Regions from separate parts of the Homo sapiens genome. Here region 1 is linked to region 2. Evidence: read pairs that join two places in POLR2A ChIA-PET (ENCODE). Cell type or tissue: Caco-2. All regions are shown on one strand. Links, peaks and the distances in the headings refer to the core of each region. The heading gives the core; the rest is flanking DNA. Region 1 holds the start of LOC124901354 (small integral membrane protein 30-like). Region 2 overlaps SLC35A1 (solute carrier family 35 member A1).

Region 1 (2,817 bases), core at 78-2,577, 410 kb after region 2:
GCTTTGACCGTTCACATGATTTCACAAGGTTGAAAAGGAGAACCAAGGACATTCCAGTGAGATGGAACAGCTCAGAGGCATGGAGTGAGGGAGGAAGTAGTCTAGGACTCTGCACAGGGGTTCAGTGCTGTGGGCTGGGAACTGTGGGAGTCATGGCTAAATCAAGATGTGAGACCCAGGTGACAAAGGGGCTGGTGTGCCACTCTAAGGAAAGTTTTGCTGTCAATCTATGTAAGGAGGTTAGTAAAATAATTATCTCTGTTACTACTATTTTTTTTGAAATGGAGTCTCGCTCTGTTGCCAGGCTGGAGTGCAGTGGCGTGATCTTGGCTCACTGCAACCTCTGCCTCCTGGGTTCAAGTGATTCTCCTGGCTCAGCCTCCCGAGTAGCTGGGACTGCAGGCCCGTGCCACCACGCCCAGCTAATTTTTGTATTTTTAGTGAAGACGGGGTTTCACCATTTTGGCCAGGATGGTCTCGATTTCTTGACCCCCCTGCCTTCGACTCCCAAAGTGCTGGGATTACAGGCGTGAGTCACCGCACCCGGCCCTTTTTTTATTTTTTAAAAATCAGTAAAGAAAGTCAATTAAGCTACTTATATGTTCCTTAATCAGAGTCCCCTGTGACATATTCTTCCTTGACTTTCAGTCTCATTAAACATTTATCTAACATAATTTTCTATGCTTATTAGAGCAGAAAATGAATCTTGTGCAAATCAGCTTTTTGCCCTTTTACTTAGTTTCAAGAAGACTCAGAAGCAGGCATAGGGCCTAATTCAATGCCTTTCCAGATGAAGAAAGTCTAGCTCTTGGTGGATTTCCAGATTTCAACCGCCTCTGAATTCTTGGTGACCATGTGACTCCATTCATTGTTACTCCATGGTGGACTTCCCTAATGCTGACCAGCCTCCCCTGAGTAGAGGACATGTTCTTCCAGCCAGATTGGACTGCTCCCAGGCCCCAGCTGGGTCCCCACCCCAGTGCCTGCTCCATGCCAGGGGCCATGTTCCTGTCTGTTTAGGCCCAACCCATCTAGAGGCCACTTGACATGCTGAGTGAGAAAAAGCCAGCTGGTGTGGCTTGAATGTGTGAGGGCAGGCAGAGGTACATTACATAGGATTTTCACATAGCTTTTATCCCATCTACAAAGAGAAAGGAAATGCCACTGTTCTACTGCCTCACACTTGTGGCAGGCCAGGCCTCACTAACAGCTGTTTCAGCACTGACTGAGTGGTTAAGTTAAATATTAAAAGCCAGCGCCCTTATACAAAGGCTGGGATGTAACAAACGCCCATGAAGAGTTTTGCGTAGGCCTTTCCTGGGCCTTAAAGCATGACCAAATAATGAAGGAATTCTTACTAGGACCCATTTAGGGTTAAACAAGTTTTATTGTGGGTCTGAAGAAACTCCCCAGGCCTCCACAAACAAGTTTATTGGGGATCTGAAGGAACTCCTCAAACCTCTGTGATTTAGCAGGAGGCAAGATAAGGGTAATCACCCCAGCACCTGGACCCATTTAGATTAAGTAAATTTACTGAGGCTCCAGAGAAAGGTCTTCAGGACTCAGACCTTAGTTATAGATTACAATAAGTTAATCACGTATGTCTTTAGATGAATGCATACTTACATGTAGACATATAGCTTAGAAGGTATATCAGCTCTGGGAAACTTTGTAATTTTGAGTTGGTCTGATGATAATTTCCAGGCCTTCTCCCTGTAATCGGTCACAGAAATAAAAACTCTCTTCCTCCCCAGTTCATCTGCATCTTGTTATTGGGCTGCGAAAAATAGCAGCCCGACCCTCAGTTTGGTCCAGGAACACACTGACAGTCTGTTCATAGCCAGATAATGACCATAAATAGTTCTAAAAGTAACTTTGATAAGCAGGATTTAATGATTATAATTATACTTGGCTGCAAATAATGGGGACCAATTACTGGTTAAGAAAATCCCACTTTGGGAGGCCAAGGCAGCTGGATCACTTGAGCCCAGGAGTTCGAGACCAGTCTGGGCAACATGATGAAACCCCATCTCTACAAAAAAAGGTACAAAAGTTATCCAGGAATGGTGGCATGTGCCTGTAGTCCCAGCTACTCAGGAGGCTGAGGAGGGAGGCGGAGGTTGGAGTGAACTGTGATTACACTACTGTGATTACACTCCAGCATGGGCTACAGAGTGAGTGAGACTCTGTCTCAAAAAAAAAAAAAAAAAAAAAGGAAAAGAAAGAAAAAGAAAATCCTTGATGCCATTTCAGCTCTGATAGTGACTCTTTCTGTGGTGGTGGGAACTTGGTGGCCTGATTCATTTTTCCCATATGGATAAATGGAGGCTACATTAGTGATTCCAAATTCAATCGGAGAATAGAAGGCAGGATTTCTTGTTCCTTTAGGGAACAGAGAGGTCTTACCTTTAGATATGTGCTTCCTAATTAAAAAAAAATCATATACTTATCCAAGACTTTAAACATGACAGATGTTGTGCTGAACCTTAGACCCAGTGAATTAGAATCCCAGTGCTTGAGCCCAAGTTTATGTATACTTTAAAACTCCACAGTTGTTTCTAATGTGCATCACTGATTGAGAACTGCTGTGCCAGATGATTATCAAAGCCCTATTTAATTTGGCATAAGATCTCAAATAAGAATGGGGACTGGTGGCATCTATTTTTGCTTTTGAAACTGCTTTCCCTAAGGTCTTAATTTTGAAGCACTGCCTGAAAATCCTGTATTTTGCATTTCTTTTCCCTTTAACTCTCTTGAATAAACATCTTGAACTAAGCATCAGCAAAAAGAAGCAACGATGATTATTGTCTTTAGTCC
Region 2 (2,817 bases), core at 250-2,749:
TGCTTAATTTAACTCTTACAAAGTTCTAGGGCACTGCCTCAGTACCAGACTGACTCCTTTGTTTTTTGAATGTGGAATGCTTTACAAATCTGCATGTCATCCTTGCACAGGGGCCATGCTATCTTCTCTGTACTGTCCAAATTTTTAGTATTATGTGCTGCCAAAGCAAGCACTCCTTTGTTGTTTCTTAAACAAGCTGCCTTCCATTTCTCTAAACAGAGCACACCTATCATGTGTTCCTCTTTATATTAGTCCTGGGGTTTCTGGTTATCCTGTCCAGAAAACAGCAATCTTTAAGGTACATGGAGTCAAATGACATTACAAATAAGATTGTTTTTACACGATCATTGTTTTTTAACAATGTCTTCCAATTCCATGAGATTAAATACTTTTATGTGATAAGAACTCCCAAATTTATATCTCTAGCCCAGACCTCTCTTCTGAGTTCCAGACCCATTTAATCCAACTGCCCATTTGGATGTCTCAAGACATTAAAAACTTTAAATTATACCTACCCAAAATCAAACTGTTGATATCTTTTTCCCCCAAATCTGTTTTTCCTGTTTCAAAAAACAAAAATAATAATAACTCTACCCAATTGTTTATACTAGGAAACACAGATATGCTTCCTGATACCTCCCTTTCCTTCCCCTACTATAGTTGATTATTATTATTCATGGACTGTACGTGTGAATTCTCCACTCATTAAAATGTATCTGTAACCCCCAAATCAATGCTGGTAACACTTGCAGTCATTGGCAGACATGTGCAGAGTGGCAAAAAATTTGATTCACCAAGTGTGCACATTCCTGGCTGACGCTGAACAAGTTAACATTCTGCCTTGTTTCCGCTTTCAGATCATAAACAAGTGCAATCTATTCAGTACCACATTTTTTGCATTTTTGTGCTTTGTGTTGGTGATTTTGTTTAAATGGCTCCCAAGCATTGTAGGGCTGACGCACTGTCTGATGTTCCTAAGTATAAGAAGGATATGCTATATATTATGGAGAAAATACATGTGATAGATAAGCTTTGTTCAGGCATGTTATAGTGCTGTTGGCCATGAGTTCAATGCTAATTAATCAATAATGTACATTAAATAAAGTGTCTTTAGATTGAAGCACACACAAAACAAGGTTATTGTATTGATTAATTGACAAAAATGTGATCAGTTGCTCACAGGAAACTACCCTGTATATCCCCTAGGAGCAGGTTATCCAAACCCATCACGAAGTCCTACAGATTCTACTGCCAGAGCATAACTCAAATCCATTAACTTCTCTTCGTGACCTGTGCTGTCATCCTAGCTGATTATCTCTTGCCTCTATTGTTTCCCTACTTCTAATTCATTCTCAAAGAGGTCAAAGTGACTCTCAACATGGGTTCTATGTTAGTCCCTCACTTAAACCATTTAATGACTTTCTTTTTCTTTTTTTTCTTTTGAGACGGAGTCTTGCTCTGTCACCCAGGCTGGAGTGCAGTGGTGTGATCTCAGCTCACTACAACCTCTGCCTCCCAAGTTCAAGCAATTCTCCTGCCTCAGCCTCCCAAGTAGCTAGAATACAGGCATGTGCCACCACGCCCAGCTAATTTTTGTATTTTTAGTAGAGATGGGGTTTTACCATGTTGGCCAGGCTGGTCTTGAACTCCTGACCTCAAGTGATCCACCTGCCTCAGCCTCCCAAAGTGCTGAGATTATAGGTGTGAGCCACCGCACCTGGCTCCACTCAATGATTTTTCTAATGCACTTCAGATTAAATCTAAAATCCTTAACAGGTCCATACTACTACTGTGATACCCTGATGACCTCTCCTGCTTCATCTCAGCACCAAAGTCAAGGACTTTTCTGCCTCAGGGATTTCAAACACGCAGTTCTCTGCCTCCTCTCTGCTCTTTTCTTGCCTAAAGTCTACTCAATTGACAGGTCTAGGTTTAAACGTAACTTCCTCAGAGAGGAAACCCTTTAATCCAAATGCAGGCCCTCTATCATGCATGTTTGTAGCACCCTCTACTTTTCCCTCATAACATCACCTATTTATTATTTATTATAATATTTGGTTCTCCAACAGACTATAAGTCCATGAGGGCAGAACTACACCTTTTTAATTTGCAGTGTTCTAGTGAAAACACTAGAATAGTGTTGAGTATATAATTGAGGTTTGATAGGTATTTTCTAACTAAATAAATGAATGCGTGAACCTGACTGTCCCATTATATCTTATTAACAATACCTTGAAACAACTTAGAATGACTATTTGCTTCCAATGTTTGGAAGGAATGAAACACAGATTTGAATATGGCAGTGGTATGTTATTATCTAAGTGAACCTTAATTATAACCAAAACATGGTTTCAGGTGCTACTTCGATAAGTTTCTGCCCCCACCTCCCACTCCCGTATAATATATGTACTTTAACAATTAGCCAAGACTATTCACTAAGCAAAGAACATTACTGAGCAAACAGCATCAGAGACCATACTAAATAAACAAACCACCAAATGGACTGCTCTATAATGAGATTAAGCTTTGCACAGTTCCAAAAAAATTGAAGTTCTAGTATAATACTTTGTATCAACCCTATAAAGTTATTGTACTTTATCACAGTGTAAAGAATGGGCAAAAAGGAAGAAGCTTTTACTTCATTTAATCATAGTTTTAAATGAAGTTTAATTTTTTTCCATTTAAATAGTAATTTCTTTTCCTTTCCCTGTATTCATTCTCCAGAAAACTCAAATCAACATTGAGCAAATGTTACTAATTTTTACACTAACTCTGCAGTATTTTTCTGGAAATATGGGGGAAATACACTATTTTAAT

What was found. ChIA-PET counts read pairs that join two places held together with the same protein. Peaks named below come from ENCODE experiments on the same cell type or tissue, not always from the same donor. Only the 100,000 strongest peaks of a DNase experiment are listed, where the experiment ranks them.
Region 1: POLR2A ChIA-PET joins it to region 2 with 7 read pairs; 2 of 35 experiments call an interaction of 5 or more read pairs at or near these places.

The regions. Positions count from the first base shown.
Region 1 is chr6:87,072,620-87,075,436 of GRCh38, reverse strand. It overlaps LOC124901354 (small integral membrane protein 30-like), which reads left to right and starts at 1,848. Exons shown (of 2, transcript XM_047419629.1): 1 at 1,848-1,869. The coding sequence starts at 1,848. In Caco-2, for the core only: no CTCF peak of the experiment used is centred there; a DNase peak (open chromatin) is centred at 1,386.
Region 2 is chr6:87,485,801-87,488,617 of GRCh38, reverse strand. The region is part of intron 2 of SLC35A1 (solute carrier family 35 member A1); the gene reads right to left. It also overlaps the pseudogene RNU6-444P. Among named protein-coding and RNA genes, the nearest start is that of SLC35A1, 14 kb to the right of the region's middle. In Caco-2, for the core only: no CTCF peak of the experiment used is centred there; no DNase peak of the experiment used is centred there.